Linked DNA regions of Homo sapiens: all the other regions are linked to region 1. Evidence: chromatin contacts called from ENCODE Hi-C or POLR2A ChIA-PET data. All regions are on one chromosome and are shown on one strand. Each heading gives the region's core, a stretch centred on a gene start or an enhancer-like site at or near the end of the contact. The rest is flanking DNA. Distances are from core to core; before and after follow the strand shown. Region 1 holds the start of PRIM2 (DNA primase subunit 2). Region 2 overlaps DST (dystonin). Region 3 overlaps DST (dystonin). Region 4 overlaps DST (dystonin). Region 5 overlaps DST (dystonin). Region 6 holds the start of LINC00680 (long intergenic non-protein coding RNA 680).

Evidence for each region. A loop is a pair of places that touch in the nucleus more often than their neighbours do. ChIA-PET counts read pairs that join two places held with the same protein, here RNA polymerase II (POLR2A). Pooled maps may share reads with other maps.
Region 2: a loop to region 1 is called in a map of lower leg skin, with 12 times the contacts of the local background. The contact joins the enhancer-like site here to the promoter of PRIM2 in region 1. A Hi-C loop is called at or near these places in 2 of 168 maps with a recorded cell type or tissue (CD4-positive, alpha-beta memory T cell and lower leg skin), 5 of 37 single-sample maps with no recorded cell type and 14 of 50 pooled maps. POLR2A ChIA-PET finds 5 or more read pairs at or near these places in 1 of 52 experiments (SK-N-SH).
Region 3: a map of mammary epithelial cell shows a loop between it and region 1 (7-fold over the local background). The contact joins the enhancer-like site here to the promoter of PRIM2 in region 1. A Hi-C loop is called at or near these places in 1 of 168 maps with a recorded cell type or tissue (mammary epithelial cell), 13 of 37 single-sample maps with no recorded cell type and 9 of 50 pooled maps.
Region 4: a map of posterior cingulate gyrus shows a loop between it and region 1 (10-fold over the local background). The contact joins the enhancer-like site here to the promoter of PRIM2 in region 1. A Hi-C loop is called at or near these places in 2 of 168 maps with a recorded cell type or tissue (naive thymus-derived CD4-positive, alpha-beta T cell and posterior cingulate gyrus) and 6 of 50 pooled maps.
Region 5: a map of naive thymus-derived CD4-positive, alpha-beta T cell shows a loop between it and region 1 (10-fold over the local background). The contact joins the enhancer-like site here to the promoter of PRIM2 in region 1. A Hi-C loop is called at or near these places in 2 of 168 maps with a recorded cell type or tissue (both naive thymus-derived CD4-positive, alpha-beta T cell), 5 of 37 single-sample maps with no recorded cell type and 8 of 50 pooled maps. POLR2A ChIA-PET finds 5 or more read pairs at or near these places in 1 of 52 experiments (BJ).
Region 6: a loop to region 1 is called in a map of CD8-positive, alpha-beta T cell, with 9 times the contacts of the local background. The contact joins the promoter of LINC00680 here to the promoter of PRIM2 in region 1. A Hi-C loop is called at or near these places in 4 of 168 maps with a recorded cell type or tissue (CD4-positive, alpha-beta T cell, CD4-positive, alpha-beta memory T cell, CD8-positive, alpha-beta T cell and 1 more) and 9 of 50 pooled maps.

Annotation. Positions count from the first base shown.
Region 1 is chr6:57,314,569-57,319,400 of GRCh38, reverse strand. It overlaps PRIM2 (DNA primase subunit 2), which reads right to left and starts at 1,771. Exons shown (of 14, transcript NM_000947.5): 1 at 1,700-1,771; 2 at 802-964. The coding sequence starts at 955. RefSeq lists a silencer at 2,637-2,686.
Region 2 is chr6:56,593,173-56,597,943 of GRCh38, reverse strand. It overlaps DST (dystonin), which reads left to right. Exons shown (of 104, transcript NM_001374736.1): 47 at 1-204; 48 at 3,751-4,281. Among named protein-coding and RNA genes, the nearest start is that of DST-AS1, 250 kb to the left of the region's middle. RefSeq lists an enhancer at 3,794-4,053. Within about 2 kb of position 2,288, at least 3 of the 41 ENCODE cell types and tissues checked have a DNase peak (open chromatin) inside an H3K27ac peak, as active enhancers do.
Region 3 is chr6:56,762,697-56,767,327 of GRCh38, reverse strand. All of the region lies in intron 4 of DST (dystonin), which reads left to right. Among named protein-coding and RNA genes, the nearest start is that of DST-AS1, 79 kb to the left of the region's middle. RefSeq lists an enhancer at 173-292. Within about 2 kb of position 3,112, at least 3 of the 41 ENCODE cell types and tissues checked have a DNase peak (open chromatin) inside an H3K27ac peak, as active enhancers do.
Region 4 is chr6:56,681,042-56,685,536 of GRCh38, reverse strand. The region is part of intron 9 of DST (dystonin); the gene reads left to right. Among named protein-coding and RNA genes, the nearest start is that of DST-AS1, 160 kb to the left of the region's middle. Within about 2 kb of position 1,421, at least 2 of the 41 ENCODE cell types and tissues checked have a DNase peak (open chromatin) inside an H3K27ac peak, as active enhancers do.
Region 5 is chr6:56,539,958-56,544,438 of GRCh38, reverse strand. All of the region lies in intron 61 of DST (dystonin), which reads left to right. Among named protein-coding and RNA genes, the nearest start is that of COL21A1, 290 kb to the right of the region's middle. RefSeq lists enhancers at 1,359-1,778, 1,483-2,248. Within about 2 kb of position 1,583, at least 40 of the 41 ENCODE cell types and tissues checked have a DNase peak (open chromatin) inside an H3K27ac peak, as active enhancers do.
Region 6 is chr6:57,958,558-57,963,410 of GRCh38, reverse strand. LINC00680 (long intergenic non-protein coding RNA 680) reads left to right here and starts at 1,965. Exons shown (of 4, transcript NR_132996.1): 1 at 1,965-2,090; 2 at 4,300-4,383. It overlaps LOC101927293 (a long non-coding RNA gene), which reads right to left and starts at 1,863. Exons shown (of 4, transcript NR_187657.1): 1 at 1,669-1,863; 2 at 1,163-1,230. It also overlaps the pseudogene LINC00680-GUSBP4. RefSeq lists enhancers at 1,894-1,943, 1,964-2,063.

The sequences.
Region 1 (4,832 bases), core at 522-3,021:
ATCTCACCTTTCCTTCTGATTTCCCCACAGGGATATCCTGGAACATAAACTCTGAAGACAACGCTAGTGTTTCTGTTTCAATTCATGTCTAGCCCATTCTTTTCTCTAGCAACACACTGAGGATTAAGTAGGCCCCCAGGACGGTGGCCACATCCTTCTTACACCCCAATATCATATCATTAGCATGGCACAAAATGCCCTCCATACTTCTCCATCCACCCTGAATTCCTGAACTTGTTACTGTTAGCTCAAATATGAAATTCTCTTTCATGCTCCAAGCCTTTGCATAGGCCATTATCTCAGCTTGGAAAAACTCTTCACTTCTTCTCTGCTGGAAAATTTCTACTCATTCTTCAGTATGTCCAGATCACATTTCAACTTCTCTAAGAAGCTCATTTAATAAGACTAAGTCAGTCACTCCCACTTCTTTGTTTCAACAGCACTACCATTTACTTCTACTAGAGCAGTTAAAATACTGAATTATGACTATTATTTTGGATGTCTGTCTCCATGTACTAGAATAAAACTTCAACAAAAAATAACATTATTCATCTCAAAATCCCTGCCACCTAGAACATAATGGCACTCAATAATATGCATTGTACAATAAATAAATGAATGAGTACCAAACCCTCAACAAATATTTGTTGAATGGATTGCTGAATGAAGGATATGAATTACCTCAATAAATACTTGTTGAATGGATTGCTGAATGAAGGAAATGAATTACCTTCATTCATTCTCACAAAGGGTAAGTGAGCTTCTCAAGAATATATACATTCTAATTTAAATAGTACTTACATTTAACTCTATCAATAGCCAAGTTTTCAAATTCTATTAAAGATATGTTTTCAGAAGGTGGCTGCAAGTAAAACTGAAGGCAATGAGGGTAGGAAGCATTCCTCTGGTCACCTGCCAACCTCAGCTTCCTCCACTTTCTTCCAGAAAACTCCATCTTGGTCACCTTAGAAGGAAGTACACAAAAAGCGTAAAATGATGGAAAACAAAGTTGGGGGAAAAAAAAGAAAAAACACGAAAAAATAATTCCACAAACACAGAAAAAAAATGGATTTGAGGGCATGCACAAAATGTTAGCAGTGGCAATTCCTGGGTGATGTCCTTCTCTCGTTTCCAGATTTTCTACAATACACCTATAATAATTTTGTAATGGGGGTGGGAGAGGCGCTAGAGCAGATGCAGGTGGTGATCCTAATTTTCAGCAACATGAAAGTCAGGTGATGTTGCCTGCTCATTATAGGCCTGTGTGTCACTGTTCTTGGATCTTTACGATCCCAAGAGTTAACATAAGGTTTTACGTGGTCTGCAATCCTGAACTTAGAGGAAAGTGCTGTAGGTTCTGGCTAAATGAGGGTCTTACTTGATGGACTGGGTCCAGTTACTCACTTCCTCTGTTATGACTCTGGGAAACAGAGCAACTGTCTTTCGGAACTCCTTTTCGGGAGCATCCACAAGTGCCTTACAAAAGTTCCATCCCCAACACCCCTCCTCACTCCACTGGCAAACCTATCTCTCCCCAACTCCTCCCTGGTACCTGGGTGTCTGCCCCAAACAACCAACCCGCCAAGTCTGTCCTTCTGCTACTGCTGCCTGCAAAGTGATCCATCTCTCCTTTCTCTCGACTTGCAAGCCTTAATAACAGGATTGCTCTCTGTCCTAAATTCGCGGAAGTTTCCCCTACCTGCAAGAATTCAAACTCGGGAAAACACAAACGGTGGCAGCCACTGTTCCCGGGTGGCGGGAGAGTTCATATGAAACCGGAAGAGGAAGTGACTAGCACAGAAGGCCAGCCCTGCCCCACCTCCCCTTGGCGGGTAGGAGGGGGTTTGGCCTGAGGCTCTGGGCATGCTCAGTGGAGCGCGTCTGGGAATTCAAGGTGTTCCGTCCACCTTGGCAGCTTTAAAGTGTTTGGATGTCAGTGTTTTGGGGATTTTTTTTCCAAATTTTAAGATGCATTTCCTGTATGTGGAGTCGGTAGCTTTAACGGTTGAAACTGGGGTGCTGAATGCTAGTGGCGAAAACTCCCACACGCCGAAAATTGAACCAATGTAACTTCGTCTGGGGACACTAACAAATATTCCCTATATTGAGGAAAATATGGCGCTTTAACCCTCAGGGCTGGCACTCATCACTTTCAATCTGGGGAGGAATGAGGAAAAAAGGCATTAGGATCTTTTTTGCACCTAGCTCACTATTAGGGGCTCTTTTTTTTCCGCTCGTTTAATCTTTCAGCGACCTATAAGGTCCTATAAGATCGTATTACCCCCATTTGGCAGATGAGAAAACAAGTTACAAGATCCTCGTTAGTTTGCCCGTCTACATACAATACATATTTTGAATTTCGTATTGGGCGGCAAGCCCCTACTGGCAGGTTCCACGTTCAATTCGCTCCCCGCTCTCCGGCAATGCCTCGCACAGAGGAAGCGCGCAGCTGAATTATCTGTGGAATGAACTAGAATGAATGAAAGAAGGCACATTCGCAGGAATCGCTCTGCAATCTACAGGAATTAGAAGAACCCAGCCTCGGAGGGAAGGTAGGGTGGAAGAAGATGAAGCACTGGAAATCACGCGGACGTGCCGCTTACTTTCCAGATGTCCGACTGCAGACTCACAAGCGGGGCGTCAGAGCCACCACACCAGTTCTCCGCTGTCTGTAAGATTTTCGAGAACTGGAAATTAACTTCACTCGTGGCCTCTAGGAGGCGTGCCTCGCTTACAAATGTGCTGGAATGAGGCTCCGGTATAGGTAGTCCTTAGGAGATCAAATGAATGCTTTGAAATGTTCACGTTTTTAGAAATGCAAAGTACATTGAAACAATATCAAGCTTCAAAGCATCTACCCAGCCTGGACTAAACTGTGGCTGGCACTGACTTTATATCAGGACCTGTTCTAAGTGGTTTACATATCAACTCATTTTATTATCATAACCACATAAGATAGGTTATTCCCCCCGACCCACCACCAATACCCGAGACAGAGTCTTGTTCTGTCGCCCAGGCTGGAGTGCAGTGGAGCGATCTTGGCTCACTGCAACCTCCGCCTCCGGGATTCAAGCGATTCTCCTGCCTCAGCCTCCCAAATAGCTGGGATTACAGGCGCCTGGCTAATTTTTGTATTTTTAGTAAAGATGGGGTTTCACCATGTTGGCAAGCTGGTCTCGAACTCCTGACCTCGTGATCCGCCCACCTCGGCCTCCCAAAGGTTATTATATTAAACGTATTTTCTAGATACGGAAACTGAAGAACAGAGAAGTTAAATGAAGTCAAAAGGACACAAAATGTCAGAGCCATGTTCAAACCCAGAGAAACTCTCCAGGCCCCACTGTGCTAACGATCTCACTACACCAATTCCAGTAATATGACAGCAGAGCTTCACCTCATTTCTTCCTCTCTGTATTAAATACATAATACAAATACGTAATACAAATACATCACGTGGTCCAAAGAAGACACCTGAAAGCATATAAACTGCCTGAAAAAACCTGCATCACAGACCATAAGAATATTTACATGAATATCTTATCTCTGGATAGCAAACAAATTTAAATATTATAAATTACAAAGAAAAAAGATATAAAGACTTGACCATAAAAAGTATAAAATTATGCATGTAAAAAATTCACAGAAGTATTTTGCACTCATCAAACTAGAGAAAGGTCTACCAAAAGTATAACATCGAAAAGGTTAATGCCATCAGGATACAAAGAAGTTAACTCATTAGGAAAAAAATCCTAAGACACAAACAGAAAAATAGGACAAGAAGAAGAAGAGGTAACTCATAGAAAAAATAACTACTGTTAAATATGAAAAATGTTTTTATCACTAGAGGCAAAGAAATTTTCTCCTGCAAAATTGTCAAGGATTTTATAATGAAACTACTCAGTGTTGCCACCTGTTTTGCTCCTCATTTAAACCCCTGAGGCTCTTCATGACTCCCATATGGTGTAGTTCTTTAAATAATTATAGCCCTCTACTACAGAAGTTCTTTATCTTTTGGAAGATCAAGATTAAGAACTTCTGTAGTAGAGGGATGTTAATTAGGTCTATGAACCACTGGACAATGTGATGAAAGCTCTCTTCAGAAAAATGCACCTACACACACATCTATACTATTTCAAGAGGTTCAAGATCACCATATGTGGCTAGTTAAGAATTCCAGCACTACTAGGTTTTAAGCTTTCTTTGGATGAGCCCTTTTGTTCATCTCTGTGATCCCCAAAGTACTTCCTACAATATCTGCCCAATTAAAAGACGAAGTAGCCAGTGTCATTTCATGACCAGCTCAGAGAAAACTGGAAATATATGTTCATGCTTAACATACCAATATCTTACTATGTCACATAATAGCTGCCTTTTCATCATATTAAAAACTGATTTTAAGCCCCGGGGAACAAAATACCCTGTGTTGGTCAGCTATTCCAGCATTTTTATTGTTTCCTAATGCCACAGTTTTGGTCACTACCTCACTGTGAAGGGTGTTTTTCTGAATCCAGAGGCAATTGCAATATAAATCCGCATATCACGGTAGCAATAATGCACAATAATGTTATACATTTCAGCAGCCATGTTCAGTAAATCACTGTGAGCTCTTTCATGTATTCACTTCATCTACAAAAAATTGATTGACACAATGCTCAGCCCTGGCAACCAAGATTCTTGTAAATACAGACATTGACCTCACAATCATGGGAAGGAAAACATACATAAACATGTAAGTTTTACTTCCACTGAACCATAGCATCTCAAAAACAGGGATGACTGTTTCATTCATTTCTGTGACCCCAGTGCCTGGCACTCCATGGGCCCTCAATAAA
Region 2 (4,771 bases), core at 1,039-3,538, 720 kb after region 1:
TCAAATGTTGACAAAGACTCAGAAAGGGCAGGGACAAAACACAAACAGGTAATCGAACAGAACGGGACCCATTTTCAAGAAGGTGATGGCAAGTCAGCAATTGGAGAAGAGGATGAAGTTAATGGTAACCTGTTGGAGACTGATGTTGATGGGCAAGTTGGAACCACTCAGGAGAATCTGAATCAGCAATATCAGAAAGTTAAGGTGTGTTGTTATAAACATATGATATCGTTCAATTCTATTTCCAGGTTGGTAAAGAGAGAAATAACCTAGCACATGAGTTCTTTTCAAACCTTACTGACAAAAGAGGTTTTTTTCTGTGTTCATCATGTCAGATATAAATTATTATGAGAGTTCTAAGCAAGTCAAAAAATAATGAGAAATAAATTGTAGAGTTGGCATTCTCCATGTAAGTGAAGTAGAATTATTATAAAGATTTAATAATAATAGTTAACATTTATAGGACAGTTAAAGTGGGCACTCTTCTAAGTTCTTTCCATTTTAACTCATTTTGTCTTCCCAGTTACTCCTTGGGGTTTTTATTTTCATCTTACAGATGAGGAAACTGTAACTGACAGTATTAAAGTAGCTTTCTCAAGTTACATATCTAGAAAGGGCTGGAATTTGGATTTAAAACTAGGCCATATGTTCACTCTGCTAAGTCTGAATCTGTGTTCTAAGAGAACAATCTTTTTTTTTTTTTTGAGACAAGGTCTCACCCTGTCGCCCAGGTTAGAGTGCAGTGAAACAAGCATGGCTCACTGCAGCCTCAAACTCCCTGGCCCAATTGATCCTCCCACCTCAGCCTCCTGAGTAGCTGGGACTACAGGTCTGTGCTGCCATGCCTGGCTAATTTTTGTATTTTTTGTAGTGATGAGGTCTCTCTATGTTGCCCAGGCTGCTCTCGAAGTCCTGGGCTCAAGCATTCCGCCCACATCCTCCCAAAGTGGTGAGATTACAGGCATGAGCCACTGTGTCCAGGCTAAGTTGAGCTCACTTAAGTTCTTTCTGAGCTCAGCTCACCTATTCAGTTAAGGCTATTGTTGAGAAGAGATATAAAAGCCCTTCTACCAATTTACTCCATGACATAAATTAAAGCTAACATTAATGCTACTATAAGAGCAAAGGCGACTTCTGTAGAACTACTTTTAAAGTGTCACTCATTTTATTTCAATATTTGGCTTTTGACAGACGGTTTCTGGACCTCAGAAACTTTTGCAGGTCTATTTATTTTGTTCCTACCCTTCATATTTGGAATCTTTGGAATAGGGTACTCCCTGTGAGGTTCTTATAGAAAATACAAATTAAACCAGAAGAAGAATGGGAGTATTTACTGCTCACAATTTTAACGGGCTATTATAGGACCTTATTATGAAAAATAAAGTCTCTTAAAATGAAAAATCTAGTGAATTCCTAAAGGAACATTGTGAGTCAGTTACAAAGAAGTCAGGAAAAGTTAGTAAGTTGACCAAAGTAGTGAGAAATACTGGTGGGTAGACTTAAACATAAAGATATCACACAGGAAAGCCCTTGGTTTTAGGCACAGTGTGGCATTTCCCATCTGATCATTTTACCTCAAAGAATATGGGAATCTGTGCTTTAGAAAATCCTAATCTGGGCCAGGCGTGGTGGCTCATGCCTGTAATCCCAGCACTTTGGGAGGCTGAGGCGGGTGGATCACAAGGTCAGGAGATTGAGACCATCCTGGCCAACATGGTGAAGCCCTGTCTCTACTAAAAATACAAAAATTAGCTGGGTGTGGTGGTGCGTGCCTGTAATCCCAGCTACTTGGGAGACTGAGGCAGGAGAATCGCTGGAACCCAGAAAACAGAGGTTGCAATGAGCCAAGATTGTGCCACTGCCCTCTGGCCTGGCGACAGAGCGAGACTCCATCTCAAAATAAATAAATAAATAAATAAGTAAATAAATAAATAAAAGAAAGAAAGTCCTAATCTGGCAGCATGGAGAGAGGGCCAAAGCACCTGAGCCAGGAACGTCTAGCTTTCAGTAGTTGTCCCATATGTCCTGGGCCAAGCCATTCTCTTCCTTCAGCCTAAGAGTCCTCATCTGTAGGAGGAAGGGGATGGATCTGATCATTTATATGGTGTTGCATATGTCTGTCCATGCTATTTTGTGCAAAGCCCTTCTCGGGGTGGGGTGGGGGTAGCATATGAATGTATTTCAAATACCAAAAACACAAGTCTGTGGGAAAGAAGTTAGTTAAAAATATTTACTATGTGCCCACTAGGTGGCGGGCACTGTTATAGACAGTGAGGATACCAGTGTTAATGAGCCAGTTCTGAGCTGACTAATTGGGATCAGACTTACAAGTGAACGGCTGCCCCATAGCAGTGCTTCTAAGGAAGTCCTTTTCACAGCATAGAGTTATTCTTACTCAGCTCCTGTGTGCCAGCACTGTTCTAAGTACTTGGGATTACACAGTGAGCAAAATAAATTCCCTGTGCCCCCCTTGCACACTAGTTAGTGAGAATGTTACAGTAGACAATAACTAAGTTATATGGTAGGTTAGAAGGCAGTGAGTACTAAGGGAGAAAAGGAGTTAGGTAAGGGTGGTTGAGTGTGGGGTGGGGGACCAGTTTTCAGCATTTAAACGGGACTCAATGGAGATGGGTGCAATTAGCCAAGCAGATATCTGATGAAAGAGCTGTAACTAGACAACAACAGGAGAAAAAGCTCCTAAAGTGTTTACCAGGGTGGGGATGGAGGTAAGGGTGGGAGCAGCAAAGAATCTGGAGGTAATAAAAGGGGCTCTGGGGTAATGGGAGCGGGTCATTTGGCTCCATGTAAGCCATTATAAGAAATGTGGGAAATTGCCCAGAAGGATTAGTATCCTTTTTGCCACACTTGTATGGCAAATTGGGGTGAATGGAAGAAGATGCTTATGGCTGGAGGGAAAGGGACTTCACCTACCTGATGCCTCCCTGCTTCCCTGAAGACTGAGGGGATCAGTAGCTCTGCACACCTGTGACTTGCCTGCAGCACACCTGCCTGGGAGCCCTGCCTTCCTGCCTTCAGAGTGGATTTGAATTTCTGGCACATGCCCAGCTCTGCAGGAAGTGCTCTACATATGTGATCTCATGTACTCCTTAACAGCAACCTGTGATGTGTAGGAGTTATTGTCTCCATTTTCACATGCAGGAAACTGAGGCCCAGTGAAGCTGAGTAGCTCCAGGATTCTCTTTTATTATATCTGCTTCTCTAATGTCCATTGGGCTTCTCTGAATGTACAGTGTTCTTGCTTAGTTATTTTTGAAACCTTTTTAAAGCTTAAAGTTACAGATTCTTTTTCCCTATTTAAAAGTTTTTCCAGGATCATTTCGTAATAAAAAATATTATACTTGTTTGTCCAAAAATTAGGTAAAGACATTCTTTTTTGGGTAGTTGTGAGAAAGCAGGGAATAAAATGAGATCAGATTATAGACACTTATTTTAAAATTGGAATAGAAATTGGTTTTTCTAAACTTCTGAAAAATGGTGTCTGTCCTATCTGATTAAGTACATAGAGAAGATTGGAAATTTTCTTTAAAATAAGATTAGCATGCTCAAAATGCCTTGTTATTCTGAAATCCACCAATAAAAGGGAGTACGGTATAGCTTGAAAAGGGGAATGAGAAGCAAGTTGTAGCCCTGTAGATCATTGAAACCTGTCAGTCTTGAGGCGGCAAGGAGCTCCCTGCAGGTGTTACCCCGTTACTGCTTGAAGATTATGATCAATTTGTTTTCACATAGGCCCAACACGAGAAGATCATCTCTCAGCACCAAGCAGTGATCATAGCCACTCAGTCTGCACAAGTGTTGCTTGAGAAACAGGGTCAGTATCTCTCTCCTGAAGAAAAAGAGAAACTGCAAAAGAACATGAAGGAACTGAAAGTGCATTATGAAACTGCACTGGCTGAGTCAGAGAAGAAAATGAAGTTAACTCACTCTCTGCAGGAAGAATTAGAAAAGTTTGATGCTGACTATACCGAGTTTGAGCACTGGCTACAGCAGTCAGAACAAGAACTTGAAAACCTGGAGGCAGGTGCAGATGACATCAATGGTTTAATGACCAAATTGAAGAGGCAGAAGAGTTTCTCAGAAGACGTTATTTCTCACAAAGGTGACTTGAGATACATCACAATTTCTGGAAACAGAGTGTTGGAAGCTGCCAAATCTTGCAGCAAGAGAGACGGTGGCAAGGTTGATACTTCTGCAACCCACAGAGAAGTGCAGCGCAAGTTGGATCATGCTACTGATCGGTTCAGGTCTCTCTACTCTAAGGTAATGTTATTTTGATTTTTTAAGGGAAAAGTCAATCTGCAATTATAGTTTTCAATTATAGTTTTGGAACAAGAGGCAAGAAACCTAAAATCCAAAACAGGAGGAAAAGGTAGCTTTAGCCTACTTCTATTTTTTTTTTTTTTTTTGAGAAGGAGTCTCACTCTGTCGCCCAGGCTGGAGTGCAGTGGCGTGATCTCGGCTCACTGCAACCTCTGCCTCCCAGGTTCAAGCAATTCTCCTGCCTCAGCCTCCCGACTAGCTGGGACTACAGGCATGTACCCCCACGCCCGTCTAATTTTTTTTCTGTTTTTAGTAGAGATGGGGTTTCACTGTATTAGCCAGGATGGTCTCGATCTCCTGACCTCGTGATCCGCTCACCTCGGCTTCCCAAAGTGCTGGGATTGCAGGCATGAGCCACAGTGCCCAGCCTTCTCTCTATCTTATTCACCTGCTTTACTTCTGAACAATGTATTTAAATATGAGAAACTTA
Region 3 (4,631 bases), core at 1,863-4,362, 550 kb after region 1:
ATTTTTATTATTATTGATTGCTGTTTCTCTTTTTGTTAGAATTTAATTCCACATTGTCAGGGCTCTTTGTTTTGTTTACCAGTGTATCTTCAACTCATAAAGCATAGTAGGTTTTCAATAAATATTAGTTTTAAAAAATGTATGAATGTGTAAGTTGAGACTGATAGAGCATTAGCTGTGTGCAAGAATGCTGATTCATTAGATCTTACCTGATCTTTAGCTGATGACCTTCTAAGATGAACTGAAAACTGAAACCAAGCCAAAGAAATGTTTTTAGAAAATTCATTGATTTTTTTTGACAAGCTGCAGCTGCTTGTGGTGGTATAAATAGGTTTCCTTACTGTGTTATTTAAGAGTAGCTTAAGGGCATGAGCCAAGTCAAAACAGAAAAAAAGCACTGACTCATTAGATTTTTAAAGCATGGGTTGTCCACTTGTGTTTCTAGGTTAAGAGAATTGGGGTTTCCCATATAATCAGAACTATTAAAGGTACTGCAAGGCTGTGTGCGGTGGCTCATGCCTGTAATCCCAGCACTTTGGGAGATTGAGGCGGGTGGATCACCTGAGGTCAGGAGTTCGAGACCAGCCTGACCAACACGGTGAAACCCCGACTCTACTAAAAGTGCAAAAATTAGCTGGGCATGGTGGCGCGTGCCTGTAATCCCAGCTACTTGGGAAGCTGAAGCGGGAGAATTGCTTGAACCTGGGAGGCGGAGGTTGCAGTGAGTCGAAATCACGCCACTGCATACCAGCGTGGGTGGCAGAGCGAGACTGAGTCTCAAAAAGGAAAAAAAAAAAAAAAAGATACCGCAGCAATTGCAGAGAAAGGCCTTATATGTCTGATGAGAAACTGCAAGCTTTAGAAAGACAGCAGTGCTATCTTCCCAAACAACATGATAGCCAGCATGTCAAAGCCAGATTTCTTTTACCCATCTTTGTATCTCGGCATCTAGCCTGGTTAGTACTTGGCATGCAGTAGGTGCTCAGAAACTACTTGTTGAAAGAATGCATTGTCAGTGAACAGTGGTCACATTCATGATGTGGAAATGTCATGGACATGGGAGACATTATACTCATGTGTTCTCATGTGTTCTTGTTTTATAAGAACATGCTTTTTATACTGTATCATAGAAATTGTATTAAGCAAATTGACTTTGACTTGAAGTCTCAGGCATGTAAGCTTTCTACAAAATGTGAATCCATGCTTCAATTAATCAATCTTTGAGAGATAAGGCTCAACTTTCACAGTTAGAGTGGATGGATTGGGTTTTGGTCCCATGAGGCTGTAGTGTAAGAATACTAACTTGTGCGTGTGACTAGCTAAGTAGGACAAATCCTTTTGCTCAGATTCTCTTTGCCCACATATAGTTCAAGTAAACACAATGAACCCAAAACCAAATTTGCTAAGTCCTTAGAGGAAATGTTACTTAGGTGTTTTTAGAATGTTTAAAATTTTTGAGTTTTTGGGTGGTAGAGATGCCTTTGTTTTCCTGCTTAGGAAAGTTGAATAAAAGGCTGTCATAGCTCCATTCCTGATAGTTGTCAGGGACCAATAACTGAAGTCTGAGTAAAATCTTTGGAGACTTCTTCCAGATGCTAGTAATTGCTTTAACTTGAGTCTGTCTGGCAGTACCTCAAGATCTCTGTTATATCTCATAACTCATACTTCACCATTCATCTTAACATCTCTGTTCTCTAAGCACAGATTGCTTTTTGCTGCCTCTCATCACCTCTGCCTCAAGACAGACCAGAAATCTCTTGCATATCTCACCTCTGCACTGTACGTTTATTTTACAGTCTTCTCCTTTATGATATCCTGGCATGCATATGTTTCGTGCATTATTTCTACTATGGTTGATTGGAATTCATTCTCTTCATTGGCAGTTCTAGTTTCTACCTGACTTCTTCCTTGAGTGACTTCTTATGATTCTAGAATAGTAATTTGATAACACTTGCAAGTTCTGTTACTGCATTTCAGTATTTGTTATGAAATTCAAAATATCTCAAAACATAAAATTGGGGGCAAATGATATCTGCAGAAACTAGTAAAGAAGGTCAAGGCTTTGCTTTTGAAAATATCATTGAAAATGGGTGTTTGTCATGGTGACTTTCACAAACATGGTGGACTTTGTATAAAACAATAGGATGTTAGAATCTACAGGTTATGGGGTCTCAGAGATTATAGACTATTGTCCAGTAGTCTTACAGATAAGAAACTGGAACCACTGAATAAGTTATTCCTACTCTTACGGCTAGCAAGTAGCAGGCAATCATACACAGATTTCCTGAGCCTGAAGTTAGTGCCTATTGCTTCTTACCCTCCCTCCCTTCCTCCCTCCCTCCCTCCCTCCCTCCCTTTCTTCCTTCCTTCCTTGATGGAGTCTCACTCTGTCACCCAGGCTGCAGTGCAATGGCATGATCTTGGCTCACTGCAACCTCTGCCTCCCGTGTTCAAGCAATTCTCCTGCCTCAGCCTCCCGAGTAGCTGGGATTACAGGCATCTGCCATCATGCACGGCTAATTTTTGTATTTTTGTAGAGATGGTGTTTCACCATGTTGGCCAGCCTGGTCTTGACCTCCTGACCTCAGGTGATCCACCCACCTCGGCCTCCCAAAATGCTGGGATTACAGGCATGAGCCACCGTGCCCAGCCTAACATCCTTCTTTTTAGTGTTCTTCCCACTCCTTCTTTTTTAAATTTTCTTCTTTCTTCCCATAAATATTTGAATGTCTTCTGTCAGCTAGGCAGTGTGTTTACTACAAACAGACATGAAACAAGGTCATTGCTCTCAAGTTTTGCCATTAGGCAAAGCTAGATGAGTAAAGTTAGGGAGCTAGATGAGTAAACATACCGCACCTGCAGCCAGGGGATCCCAGGCTACTAGTGCAAAGGGAGTGTAGAAAATCAAGCAGCATGTCGTGGGGCTCCAGAAATTGCAGAATATTGAAAGTGACCAAAGAAAGTGAAAGAAAAGGCTACAAGCCAAGCAGAATAGTATATGGTATTTGCCCTTACAGTGGTTTGAAGAGAAAACGTTTTGGAGATTGTGCTTGTTGCTTTGCTTGTTGGTGACTTGCATTTTTCAGTTCAGCCACTGGGGAGCATAGAAAAACTGGGAAGAGAGGTTCACAGAGGCCCTTGTCTAGGCAGAAGTGGTCAGACCAGGGTTGATGTCTCTTCCAGAGGCATCTGAGGCTGTGTGTGTGTGTGTGTGTGTGTGTGTGTGTGTGCATGTGCACTTTGGGAAAAGGTTTTGACTGTGAGGAAGGGTGCTCAGGAACAGGTAGATGAATTTTGACTGCAGACTTAATACTATACTTAATTATTGGACTATCACTACTGATAGGTTAGACTATTGCATATTAATCTGTATATTTATAGTATGTAGTTTCATTAGAGGGAGCTCTCCAAACTGGAGAACAGAAATATTTTCAAACCTTAGGTCATTGTGTACTTAGTCTAAGTACATTTTCAAAGTGAAAACTGGAAGTGATGTAGGACTAGAGTTCCTTGTGGGATTGGACCAGCATTCCTCAAGACAAATGGTAATTTGCTAGGCACATCCTTTGGTTTTCTCCCCCCCACCCCCACCCATCCCTATATGTGTGTGTGTGTGTGTGTGTGTGTGTGTGTGTGTGTGTGTATAGGTATTTTTTTTTTTTAAGAGGAGTCTCGTTCTGTCGGCTGGAGCGCAGTGGTGTGATCTCAGCTCACTGCAACCTCCACCTCCCAGGTTCAAGTGATTCTTGTTCCTCAGCCTCCTGAGTAGCTGGGACTACAGGTGCGTGCCACCATGCCTGGCTAATTTTTGTACGTTTAGTAGAGACGTGGTTTCACCATGTTGGCCAGGCTGGTTTCGAACTCCTGACCTCAGGTGATCCTTCTGCCTCAGCATCCCAAAGGACTGGCATTACAGGCGTGAGCCACCATGCCTGGCCCATCCCTATATTTTTAAATTAATTAATCATAGTGAAAAGCTAGGACATGTTGGACTTGATCCAGGCATAAAGAAGCAGCGCTTTGACTTATTAGGTAAGTGATCAGGAAGAGAAGGCATGAATTAATGCTTATGTGGACCTGCCTGAAATATGTAAGGAGAAAACTAGAACACATGGTCATGTATGGCAAATCCCTGAGGTAAACAAGGAGAAAATGCTTTCTATAAAGGTAATGTTCTCGGCTGGGTGCTGTGGCTCACGCCTGTAATCCCAGCACTTTGGGAGGCCGAGATGGGCAGATCACCTGAGGTCAGGAGTTCGAGACCAGCCTGGCCAACATGTCGAAACCCCATCTCTAGTAAAAATACAAAATTAGCTGGGTGTGGTGGCACATGGCTTTAATCCCAGCTACTCGGGAAGCTGAGGTAGGAGAATCGCTTGAACCGGGGAGGCACATGTTGCAGTGAGCTGAGATCACGCCGTTGCACTCCAGCCTGGGCAACAAGAGTGAAACTCTGTCTCAAAAAAAAAAAAAAAAAAAAAAAGGTGGTGTTCTCGTAAATTTGTTTTACCTATGGTATAGTACAAAGTGATTGTTAAAATAAGTTCTTATTGAATGAGAGCAATAAACTAATCAAGCAAAAATATCTCACATTTCAAAATCCAAAAATATGTGTAGAGGTAAAGAGATGA
Region 4 (4,495 bases), core at 172-2,671, 630 kb after region 1:
CCCTCCCTAAGTGCTGGGATTACAGGCATAAGCCACCCAGCCTTGACTTTTTAATAATGACCATTCTGACTGGTGTGAGATGGTATCTCATTGTGGTTCTGATTTACATCTCTTTAATGATCGGTGATATTGAGCATTTTTTCATATGTTTGTTGGCCGCTTGTATGACTTCTTTTGCGAAGTATCAACATCATTAAAAAGCAGGCAATGGACATGAACAGAAGTGTCATGTGTTTTTTCCTTGTTGATTTGTTTAAGGTCCTTATAGATTCTGGGTATTAGTTCTTTTTCAGATGCATAGTCTGCAAATATTTATTCCAGGTTAAAAGTAGGTTGTCTGTTTACTCTGTTGATAGTTTCTTTGGCTGTGCAGAAGCTCTTTAGTTTACTTAGGTCTGGAACCAATTTTTGAAGCTCATTTTGGTTATTTACACTTCACTAGTACAGATACATTTCAAAAGCGTTATTGAGAGTAACTCTGATATGAGAGAGGAAGAGAACATAATGCCAGAGGCAAATCTGCTCTTCTGTGTGGGGTGGGGGGGTGGGTGGGGGCTGTTGGTTAAGGAGGTACAACTGGTCTCGTGAGGAAAATTTTTATGGACCCTGACATCCAGTTCATGTGAGAGATCCAGGACGGTATCTTCCTCTGAAAATGTGTAGTGTTCTGTGCATCAGCTCCTTTGCCAGTATAGAAGCCGAGAAGCTCCAGTGAAAAGGGTCTGCCTTTAGGAGTGAGGCAAAGCCAAGGGATTCCCTTTCATGACCTATCTATGTGCAGCCATTTTCCTGGCAGTAGGTGCACTGAGAGGAAGCTGGATTACTGTGGCTGCTGAAACAGAAGAAAAATTAGTCTGACTTGTAAGGATAGATTTCTTTTCTAAACATGAAGGAGAAATGCCATTCTCTTGTAAATTCTGTACCAGAATGTAGGAGACCTGGGCCCATACCCTAGGTCTCCTGCTAGCATGCTGTGAGACCCTACGCAAATGACGTCACCTCTTTTAGTCTAAGCTTGTTCAGTAGTGAGAGGAGGGCATCCGCCAAATATCTCTGCTTTCCTTCAGTTTGAATCCCCATGATTTCTTAATCTTCATTATATAACTTTCTTTAAGTTAAATATCTCTGTTTTCTTAACTTCAGAGATGTTGCTTTTTCTACTATTGACATAAATTATTTAGATTATTTGATAACACTTTAAATTATACAGTTATTTAAAAATGTTTAAAAATAAAAATTGCATTATTTTCTTTGTATGGAATAATAAAATACATACTTTTTAAAAAAGTGAATAAGCTTTCAGGGAATATCTAAGTCAACTTTGGAGTTGGCAGTTCCTGTGTACTCAGTGCATGCCATAACCATGACAGCATCTGTAAAAATAGGGTGCTTCTGTTGCCCAGTTGTCTGGTGGCATTGACTTTGCTCATAGGACTTTCATGTTTACAGATTCAGCTGACTAACATGGGTGAGGCTGTTGCAATTCATTTAGCAGTAAGTGGGTCATTTAGTAATAAGCTGTGAATGAAATCAGTGTGCTATAAGATGAGATAGGTTGGCTTGTTTTCTTTTATTGAAAAGACATTTTGAAGCTATATACGATGTAAAGTTCATGAAATTTTTTTAGATAAGTGATTCAGATGAAGCTTAGCTTTCTTGCTTGACACTAGGTTCTCATTGAGTGGTCTCGAGGCTTGTGTTCCCCATTGGACACTTTTGTGCATTGGTAAGGGCGTTCTGTTATTATCGGAAAGTGAGGTTAATTGGAAACCTTTTGATTTTCTGAAATGACAAAGTTTACATGGCAGGGTTAAAACTCATTCATACAAAATGAAAGCAGGAGACGTGTGTTTCTGATCTTTCATACTTTTTCTGTCTTTAATACTTCCTTTGTTGCTGCTCTCTTGAGTCTCCTGCTCTCCATTTATTCAGTAGAGAGTTATTGAGCACCTGATACGTGCCATGTCACGTTGAGCATGGGGAGAATGTTCCAAGGGTAGAAGTAGCTTGAACAAACTACCGTAGGAGAGAGGAAACATATGGTTCATATAACTTGATATTAATGTGATTTGATCATAGGAGAGAAGAGGAGAATTGCTTGAATCTGGATTACCGCACTGGCACAGTAAAGAACACACCATTTTGGGAATGAGAGTACAATAATATTTGGTACAGCAAGACTAGTTAGGAGGCTGTTACTAATCCAGACACGGAGGCTTAGTTCCAGAAGAAGGTAGAAGCCCAATATTATTCGAGGTGTATCACGAATGTGTTTCAAAACATGTTGTTGGTATTGACATTCCAGACTAGTGGTAACAATCTAGACTAGAGATAATAGTTGCCTTGACTCAAGTTGATAGTGGGAAGAGAGAAAATGGGGATATAAGACCCCCTTCTTCCTACAGAAATCAATCTTAGAACAGTTAATATATCCATATTATTAGGTGTGTGAATAAATTGCCATTAAAAGTAATGGCAAGAACTGCAAATACTTTTGTACTAACTTAATATCTTCCTTAGGGGCATGAGAAACTAACAGTTGAGTGTTTTGTAGAATGAGCCAACAAACATAAGGCAGATTCAGAAGAGTTGGGTTAACTCATCCTTTTATCATTTGAGAGTTCCAGCACTGGTTGCTTTGGTTCCCAGACTGCAGAGCAACATATTCTGCTTGGTCTCTCATATTTATTATGTCCTTTTCAGCTGTTTTTTGAGACTGTGGCTCACATTGCCTGACCATGCTCCATGAGGCACTTGGTCAGACTTGCACAGTGAAACAAAACTTACGTTGTTTTACATCTCTGACTGACCATGAGCAGGCATATGTCTGGTGACAGCACTGTTGGAACTATGTGAAATGGGGTCAAGCCTTCTTCTTTGGTTTGAACTTTGCCTGTCCAAATTCCCTCCTTGCAGATTCTCAACCGCAATCCTCTGCACCTTCTTTTAGTTCCAGTTATTGGTGTTTCAGTCATTGACTGTTGTCTCAGCTCTCTCCAGAGGGAGAAGGGAAAACATGGGGTAAAGTATCAGTGTTGTGTGTAAGAGTAGAGGTAATGACGGAAAAAGAAAAGCAGATGTAAGAAAGAGTGTGAGGGTTTTTTGGTTGTTGGTAGTGATGTTTTTTAGGCTGAGCTTAGTTTTCAATATTTTTATGTCAGTTTTTGAGCTTACTTATGTGAAGTGAAAAGGTAAAATAAGCCAGGTACGGTGCCTCATGCCTGTAATCCCAGCATTCTGGGAGGCCGAGGTGGGAGGATTGCTTGAGCCTGGGGGATCAACACTGCAGTGAGCCATGATGGTGCCATTGCACTCCAGTCTGGGTGGCACAGCAAGACTCTGTCTCAAAAACAAACATACGAAGAAGTAAAATAAAAGTGACGACTTTCTGATTGCCAAGGTCCAGAATGAGTTCACTTGGATTTATGACATAAGATGTTTTATGTAGGCATGTTGACCTCCCCGTTACACTCTCTTTGAACTTGTAGGACAAACACTAGGTTTTGGTTATTTTTACATAGTGCCAAAATAGGTTTTTTGAAAAATGTTGTCAGACATGTGTTTTGTATTTTGTAAATAATAAGCAAACAAAACCCATTTGGCTTAGTGACATTTTCATAGGTGGATTGGTTGGGGGCTGCATGTCCACTGTAGGTAATAAAGCCTCTTCTCCCCAGTGGGACCTTGAAATATATGATAAAGCAGAAGTGACCAAGAGAATCCTGGTCTCCTTAATGAATTAATGCAGATTTTCAAGGTGTCCAACTCAATCATAAAGTCATTTGTCCATTGGATATTTACTGAGTATCTGTAATGTGCCAAGCACTGCCCTAGCTAGGCATTATAACACTAAGGCAAATAAGACATTATCTTTCAGGATATACTGCTCACATATTAGAGGGCTAGAAGATCTAACAAGAGACAATAATGACACACAAGAGGTACTGCTATTATACCAGTATGAGTGGAGTACTTTCAAAAGCACAGAAGATGGTCAGGTCCCTTACACAGACCCCTGAGGCAGAATCAGCTGGGGCTTCCTCAAGGAGAAGGATGAGTGGAGGAGTAGCACGGGATGGGAATTGGTGAGGGCTTTCTCTGGGTAGAGAGTGGTACATATAAATGCATAGTATCTTGTGGAAATGCATTCTTATTGAGGAAGTAGAAGTAGTTCACTGTGGCTGGAGCACAAGGAGTGTTTGGGGTGGGTGTCAGAGGGCAGGGAGGAGAGATGAGGCTGCAGAGGACTGTGTTACCAATTGGATGTGGGCACAGAGGTTGAAAACGCATCAAGGATGACTCCAGCAGCTTCTTTTATTTGGGGGCAACTGGGTAAATGGTGGGGCCATTCTCTGAGCTAGGAATGCAGGAGGAAATACAGGAAGGAAAATGAGAAATTAAGTTCTCAATACATTGAGTTTGAAGGGGCTGTGAGATATAGCGCAGTGGTTAAGAGTATCAGCTTTGTAGCCAGACAGATTCAAGTTCAAATTTG
Region 5 (4,481 bases), core at 334-2,833, 770 kb after region 1:
TCCTCTTAGCTTTTCATAAGCCTAGAATAATATTGTGCTAATGATTCAGAGTTAGAGTCTAAGGTGAACTGAATTAGAGCCATTCTTTATTATGAAAAGTTCTGTAAGGATCTTAGAGTGTTTAGAGAAAGGCACTCAGAGATCTCAAGGAAACTTTATTATTCATATTGCCATGAATAAGTAGTTTTCTAAGCTTACATATCAAGAGAGCGGCAGCTGGGAGTAAGACTCTTGGCCTCTACTATTTCCCAGTCTAGTGCCCAATCCACTGTTCAAGCGTGGTAAGTATGAGACCATTTTTCTTTCTCTTATCAGTGCCTTATTACAGCCTGTGTGCTTGAACACCACAGAATCAGGTGCTTGTTGAAATATTTCACGTCTTGAACATGAAAAATTGGCATTGATATTGTGATGTGGATGGATATTTTTAAATCTCTTTTTCTTTATAGATAGTCATATATCTAGTCAACTTAATGATGGCCACATACTGAGTTGCATCTAATAATCTAATAATTGTTGAATGGATGAGTTACCGATAGAGTTTTCATTATGAAAAGATTTTTTTAAAAAAGATTCAACTCTTAGATTTATCGAATGAATATTGAGATAACGTTTTCTCATTAAAGGCACAAAAGTTTCCTCCCACATCTTTTCTGTAAAATTAACAAAGAAAGTATAAAGTTGTTTTTACTAGAACTGCCTTCTTCATTTGGAGTTAGCACAGTTTTGTTCATGTTCAAATGATTATTTTATGAGATTGAAGAAAGACCGCTTCATTTGTAACTGACACTCTGACGATGTTTCTTATTTTGTAAAATAGAGAATGTTTAGATTTTATTTAAATAAAACTATTAAATTTCCTACAAAGACTAAGAGTTGGCTTGCTGAATTTATTTTCAAACAGTATTTTTAGAAGGGTGTTCAGTAGATAAAAATCTGTGGAGGTGATTTTGTTTATTAAATATCTGGAGTCAGTGAGTACCACTCTTGGGCCTTGTGTTAACCTCAAGAGTACTGTATGGTTATTAGTAACTACTAATATTCATGTCAGCAGTGCTGAGAGCCCCTCACTGGTAGGAATACTTTACTCTGGAGAACAGTTAGATTTGAACTTGGGCTTCAAAAGGGAACGGCAAAACACTCTCGACTTCAAAGTGATCTGCACTTTGCATCGCAGATACTGCTGAAGCATCAGATTCTTCAGTGTAAAAGTGCGGTTTCAACTGAAGGATAGGGACCTATGTAGCCCCCCTTTTCCCATTTAGTATTCAAATGAGTGCGGTCTCTGGACCTTCACAAAATAATTTCTTCGCGGATCTCCCGGTGCCAGGTTCTGCCTCCGCAAGCCCTACGGATCCCCTCCCATTTTGAAGTAGTCGGCGGGGTTTCCGCGGTGTTTGAACCTGAGCTGTCCCTCTCCCCAGTGGCCGGACTCGGCCTGCTTTGCGCTGATGTCACCACAAGCTGTTACATTGCAGCCTCTCGGCTTCGAGGTACCTCCCACTGAAACCGCTCGCCGACTCCCGGGAAGAAGCGAAAGATGACTGCGAAGTTAAGTCACGGGAGGGCGTAGCACCGAAGTGGTAGAGAGCTGCGGCTCCGGAACGCCCGGCAGGCCCAGAGACGCAGCAGATGGTGCCTGAAGAGAGAGGGCGTTGCTGCAAGCGCCCTGGCTGGAGAGCATGCCTGCCCGGCACCGTGCTGCCCTGAGGAGCCGCGGACAGCCCCGGAGCTCCCTTCCGGAGTTCTTTCTGCTGCCTCCACCGCCACCGTCTCTCTCTAGCCCCAGCTGAAATGAAGGCCATACCGCGGCCACAGAACTTGGTTCAGTTTCAAAGGCTAATGTAGTCCCTGGGTTTTCTGCTCAATGTGAATTACGCTGCCTGTGCCTTAGAGGAAGCCGCGGAGCTCTTCGTTGCTGCAATTGCCTCAGGTGGAATAAGCCTTCCTAAGGAGGACCAGATAAGAATCTTTGGAAATGGCTTTTTTTTTTTTTTTTTTTTTTTTTTTAAAGAAGCTTAGTAGTACACCATGCTTTCTGTTTACTTTAAACGGTTGCTGGATTGTACTGCCCTGGGTGTCTAAAAGTCTGGTGTTTTTTTCTTTCTTCCTTTGAGTAGTTCTGAATAGCATTGAAGAAGCTTAAAACAGGAAGAAAACCTGCCTTTTCAATCAAGTTTATTTATAGCTACTCCCCCCTCCAAAAAAAAAAAGTAAAAGAAAAATGTAACTTTCTCATAACGTTAGACTTAACTTATTTTTCTCTGAAGATTTGTTCTGTGCCTTGATGTGAACAATACCAGGTCCCTGTGTTTGTCTTTTAAATTTCTGGAGCATGGTTTATTTACCAGAATGGTGGAGTTCTGCAAGCCATCTTTAAGTGGATTACAGTTAACCAGAGCTCTGCCGAAATTAACATTCAGGCTGTTAAAATGCTTGCTCATTTGGAAATTTTAATCTGGAAATATCAGACTAAAAAGGGAAATGGACTGACAATGGAATGTTCTGAGTGTTTGAGCCACTGTTAAGTGTGTGTTTGTTTATTTTCTGTGTTTTGGAGTGTGTGAACGGGGACTTTGGGAGCTGGGAAAGGTGGACAAAGGAGATTTTTGTTCTCTGTTATTGATGCACTTTATTGTTTAGAATCATCCTAAAATCAACCAGGTAAAAGGATAGTTGCATTTATACTGATGCACTGCTGATGACCTTAAACACCTCATGTATTATGAAATATATTATTTGAGCATGTGTCTTTATGCTAAAGACACTCCATAGCTCTGTTCAGAAGTATACTTTTTTGGAAGATGCTTTATCTTATTTCTTATCTGTGTCAAGAGCTGCAATATTTGTTTTAACTATCTGCAAAATGGGGAAGCCACTCAGCAGACCAGACTGTTTACGTCAGAATCCCCCATGTGTAGGGAAGGGTGAAGAAGAGGAGGACCTAAATATCGAAGACTGTTACGTCCCACAGCGGTCAATCTATGATACTGTTAGACTAAATGAACAGATAGACTCTGGTTCAAAAGGTAGTCTATCTTCCAGGCATTTTACAGATCGAACTTTACCCTACAGTCACAGAACACTGGATGTTAGTTCTTTATGCTCTAATGGTGCCCTTACTTCTTCCAGTGTATTTGAGCTGAGAGGTCGGGAAGCTAACAAACTAGATGAAAAGATGATCTTTGATGCACTCAAACTAAATAGTGATATCATTCGAACCACAGGATTACCTAAAGCCAAATCTCATGCGGAAAAGAAAGAGCATAGACGGTCATGGCGAATGTTTGTCCCGGCCAATTTTATGGATTATGCAAACAAAAGTGAAAGCTCTTTTGTTGAACCTGCTGATATGTCAGATGCTGTTACCAAGGCCAGCAAGTGCAGATGGGGTACTAATTCTCTCACTTCGGAGGAGGATGACTCTGGTTTATGTAGCCCTCCAGCAGAGAGGGAAGAAAAACAGGGCATTTTAACTGGAGACCAGTCACGAATTAAAAGTTTGTCTTCTACTGAAGATATTCTTGTAACAGACCAATACAGACCATTTTTTTCTGTTAATTCCATTAGCGAACAGAAAATCCCACTGCTTTCATGTCAAAGTGCCCACCCTGATGAAAATTTCAAAATGATTTTACATGATGTTTCTCCACTAGAGGAAGCAAAACATGTAAATGGTCAAAGGGAAATCCACGATGAAAATTGTTGCCTGCAGAATAATTTGAAAGAGAGCCCTGTGAAGTGTGACCCATTAATTATGCCAAGAAATAGAGAAAATGAGCATATTTTTAACCTTGGAGAAGAGGACGAAACATACGGACCTGGAGAATCCCAAATCACAGCACAAAGTAGGGAACTCTTGAAGGATTCCCCTCAAGATTTAGATCTCTCTCACACAGATCTAGGGGAGAGTGATGTAGATTGTGGTAGCACCAGCTTAGTAGAAAATGTGACACTTTTGACACAATATGATTCAGGAGAATGCAACATTGCATCTAAAGAGGAAGTGGAGGCTCCTCTTTCTGCCCAGGAGAGCGAAATGCTCTATAAGAAGTTCTCCCTGAAATTCGTATCAGCAAGAAAGAAAGCAGCACCCAGAAAAACAGGGGCCCAGGCAGGAATATTGGACACAGTCTGCAATGGCTTTCAGTTGGTTCAGGTAATTCATGGAAATATGAAACTCTGCAGTGTCAAAAGTTTGCGGTTCTGCTAAAAGTTTGTGGTTCTGTTTCAGAGTGGTCACTAGTGTTTCTAATAATAATGAAATCCACACTTTTGTTTTGGAGGTTTGACTAGCACCCTGCAAGATGCCACATATTGATAAATGGATAATTATAACAAATTAATAGGGACTGTTTTGGAGAAGAATTGATATTCCCAGCTGTTCAGGGTCCTGTTATTGATTGTGCAGATGGTGGCCATTCCCCTTCATTTAGAAGGCCTCCACTGTGAATATATGTTAATGTTAGGCTTTTACACAA
Region 6 (4,853 bases), core at 716-3,215, 640 kb before region 1:
ATATACTACCAAAGTTCCAGGATGATAATATGGTATTTTCTTGGAGGATACTAGAAACTTGATAATAGTGGAGAAATGCTAAGAACAGAGTTTTGCTCAGAAGGACTCATATTCAAGGGTTCATAATTTTCCCTTCATTTTTTCCTCTTTTGTCCTTATAGGACATTTCTAGAAAGATATACATATATAGATGTGGATAGATAATTTTCCTGTTTGTCATTCTACTTTCTTTTAATAATTCTTAACTGTTCAAAATGTTTTAGATCTCTGTGTTTCCTTATTATTTAAACTCAAGCGATGGAGTGGCAGAAAAAACCAACCCTTCCATTATGTACTTCAGTACACTCTTGTACTGCAGTGTGTGCAGGCATGGGGCAATACACTTTCCAGGGGATTTATAAGACAGTATAAAATAAATAGCAACCAAACCAAATTAGCAGTGTTTGGAGGCAAAAATGGAAACATTTAGGGAAACATACAACATAAATAGATTGCTGTTGAATGAATGACTAGCAGGATAGTTGAGACAAAGCCCCCTTTCACATAATTCTAACAACGTTACAATGTTACGGGAGGAATTCAACCCCATGTTTAGGAAGAGGTTAATATTTGATAAATTGCCTACACATCTCTCCATCTCTCTATGAAAATATTTTATTTTACTTGAGATGATAATATAAACAATTATTTTCAGGAGTTACAAAATACATTAATTGTATAATTTTTTTGGTAGCAACTTAAGGTGAAACTTTCTCAACAGGGGAAAAGTAGCTGTCATAGGAGCCTAAATAGTGGAGTAGGCTTCTGCTGCCATAAGCCACCAAGATTTATAAAGAGAAGAAATAGTCATGGCATCTGTTTGCTCAACTAACAACATTAAATTTCTATGTGCAATATTGGTAATGATGCATCTAAACCTTATGTAGTAAATAATTTATGAATCTTTTAGGGTGTCAGAGTTTTTTGGCTTTAGTCTAGGTAGAAAGGTCATAGAGTAAGTAGACAGCCTATACGTTTAATGAATATTTGTATTTGCGATGGCTCACGCTTGTGATCCCAGCACTTTGGGAGGCCGAGATGAGTGAATCAGGAGGTCAGGAGTTTGAGACCAGCCTGGTCAATATGGTTAAACCCTGTCTCTATTAAAAATACAAAAAATTACCTGGGTGTGGTGGTGCGTGTCTGCAGTGCCAGCTACTTGGGAGGCTGAGGCAGAAGAATCTCTTGAACCTGGGAGGCAGAGGTTGCAGTGAGCCGAGATCACGCCATTGCACTCCAGCCTGGGCAACAGAGTGATACTCCGCCTCAAAAAAAAAAAAAAAAAAAAAGCAAAGGGTGTCGCCTGTAATCCCAGCACTTTGGGAGGCCGAGGCAGGCGGATCACTTGAGGCCAGGAGTTCGAAACCAGCCTGGCCAACATGGCAAAACCTCGTGTCTACTAAAAATACAAAAAATTAGCTGCGCCTGGTGGTGGACGCCTGTAATCCCAGCTACTTGGGAGGCCGAGACAGAAGAATCGCTTGAACCCGGGAGGCGGAGGTTGCAGTGAGCCGAGATCACGCCGTTGCACTCCAGCCTGGGCGACAGAGACTCCGTTTCAAAACAAAAACAAAAACAAAAAAAACAAAACAAAACAAAACAAAAAACCAAAAATTAGCCGACGGGCACCTGTAATCCCAGCTACTCGGGAGGCTGAGGAAGGAGAATCGCTTGATCCCGGGAGGCAGAGGTTGCAGTGAGCTGAGATTACGCCACTGTACTGCAGCCTGGGCGACAGAGGCTCTGGCTTTAAAAAAAAAAAAAAAGGGAAAGGATGTTACAGAAACTCCAGATACTACTCCGCTCCAGTGGTCTGAGTTGCGCGGCGTTTTCCCGCCGCCTGTCCGGTAGGGGGCGCTGCGCAGGAAGCCGCAGTCCCTCTGCGGAAGGCGCCGCTCTTGGCTTCGGCGGCGCCGCTGTAGCTTGGAGGCGGTACTTCCTCCAGCATTTGCCGCGAGTTATTGGCAAGTTCCCCTGCAGTTGTTTGGGCTGTCGCTGTGGCTGGTTCTGCGGTGTGCGGCCAGCCATGGAGCGCTCTGGGCCCAGCGAAGGTGGGTTTCATGAAGCGAGTCCGGGCGGGGTGGGCCGTGTCGGGGGAGCTGGGGCGCCGCACTAACTAGGCCGCCTCTCTTTTCCTCTTGCTCCAGTGACAGGCTCAGACGCATCGGGACCGGACCCGCAGCTTGTGGTCACCATGGGCTTCACGGGGTTCGGGGTTCGGTGAGTGACTGCCCCAGGCAGAGACCCTCTTCCTTTTGCAGAGGTTTGAAGAGCCGCAGAGTGGGAGGGGAGATCGAGCTGTCAACTCGGAATTACTGTAGCTCGGGTGCATACCTTGCAGTTTGTCAATATTCTTCTCCCATTTGTCTTCTATTCTGCGTATCCGTTGGAACCAACTCAGGTGACAGTTATGAGAGTCCTGGAGAGAGAGGAAGAGAAAGGATTTTTCTAATTTTAAGTCACCAATAATGCTAAAATGAACATTTTTGTAAATAACAGCATTTGTACGAGGATTTTTAAAAATATGTAATTCTGTAGGGTAGATTTCTAAAAGAGAGCCTAGTTTATTCAGAAGTATAAATACTTAAAAAGCTGAAAAATTGGGTATGTGCCTTTTAAAGCTTCTTGATGCTTACTGCCGTAATACCCATCAAAAAACTTGTTTCAGGTTATACCAAAGTTAACAGAATTTAAGAATGCCATTTTGACCATATCCGTACCAACACAGAGTAGGTATTATTATTTAAAAAGAAAATTATTTAAAAAATGAAAACAAAACTTTAGTAGACTGATACATGAGAAATGATTTCTCTTTATTTTGCATTTTAAAATTATAAATGCTGTTCATCCAAACATTGGGATTCTAACTTCCCTGAACCTTTTCTCAAGGTCTTCTTGTTCTCTTTTGACCAGCGTGTATTAATTCTATGATAGTAATTAAACAGTAGACTTACACATATTGGCCTTGGGTTGTGTTCACACATACTGGTTCTGTAGTTTTTCTATTCATTCTTTTTTTTTTGGAGACGGAGTCTCGCTCAGTCGCCCAGGCTGGAGTGCAGTGGCAAGATCTCGGCTCACTGCGAGCTCTGCCTCCCGGGTTCACGCCATTTTCCCGCCTCAGCCTCCCGAGTAGCTGGGACTACAGGCGCCCGCCACCTCGCCTGGCTAATTTTTTTTGTATTTTTAGTAGAGACGGGGTTTCACCGTGTTAGCCAGGATGATCTCGATCTCCTGACCTCGTGATCCGCCCGTCTCGGCCTCCGAAAGTGCTGGGATTACAGGCGTGAGCCACCGCGCCCAGCCTTTTCTATTTTTTTATTTTTTGAGATGGAGTCTCCCTCTGTCACCCAGGCTGGAGTGTACTAGTGCGATCTTGGCTCACTGCAGCCTCCTCCTCCCAGACTTAAGCCATCCTCCCACCTTAGTCTCCTGAGTAGCTGGGACCACAGATATGTGCCACCACACCTGGCTAATTTTTTATACTTTTGGTAGAGACGAGGTTTCACCATGTTGCCCAGGCTGATCGATCTCCTGAGCTCAAGCAATCCGCCCACCTGAGCCTCTCAAAGTGATTACAGGCATGAGCCACCCCACCCGGTATAAATCCTTCATTTTAGTACATCATTCCTTTACTCTGGAGTGAGAAAGGTGTCCATATGTTTGTGCCAAAGAGGGGAAATTTTTAAGAGTTTTGATAAAGTTACTGGGGGAGGAGGAGAATGTTTCCATGCTCATACAGTTCCTTGTTATAGGGCTGAGATTTCTGTTTCCCTCTTAGCTCCTTAAAGTACCTGCATTACTTCTCATGTTGCCCCTTTCGTCTTCAAGCCAACTATAATGCCTCAAATTCTTCTCAAACATTGGATCTCTCTGACTTCTTCTGCCATAGCTGTTGTGCATCTTTGCCTTTAAGGGCCAACTAGGATAGTTTCCCTATTTAAAAGTCCATAACCTTAATTACATTTGCAAAGGGTAACTTTTGGGACATTCTCCATTCTGCCTCCCACATTAGTGTTGTTGTTTCGTAGGGTAGGGATCTAGAGGAGGATGGGAAAGTTGCCTGGTTAATAGTACTTAGTGAAGGGATTGTCATCAGAAGTTTTCTGTGACTCAAACTCCTTCTGTGATATTTTATGGTTATATTGGAGCCATGCTATAAACTAGACAAAGTAAGTGTTTATTGATCAGTATTGATCACCTAAAGTTTGGCCAACTTACTGCAAGACAATCACAGTCTCCCATTTGTTCATGTTTTAGGTAAAAAAGCTCACACATTTGACTTGGAAGCAATGTTTGAACAAACTCAAAGAACAGCTGTGGAAAGAAGTCACAAAACACTGGGTAAGAAGTTCAGATATTTGTCGTTTTATTGGTTTAAGTACTATTTATACCTCATGCAAGTATATTAAAAAAGAGAAAAGAATGTTGGCTGGGCGCCGTGGCTCACGCCTGTAATCCCAGCACTTAGGGAGGCCAAGGCAGGCAGATCACCTGAGGTCAGAAGTTTGAGACCAGCCTGACCAACATGGTGAAACCCCATCTCAACTAAAAATACAATAATTAGCTGGGCATGGTGCAGGGGCCTGTAATCCCAGCTAGTCGTGCGGCTGAGGCAGTAGCTTCAGTTGAAGTTGGGAGGCGGAGGTTGCAGTGAGCTGATATCCCCCCATTGCACTCCAGCCTGGGGGACAAGGGTGAAATTCCATCTCAGAGAACAAAGAAAAAAAAGAATGTTGTTATGCTACTTGTCACTGTTGGGTTTTTTTTTTTTTTGAGATGGAGTCTCGCCCTGTTGCCCAGGCTGGAGTGCA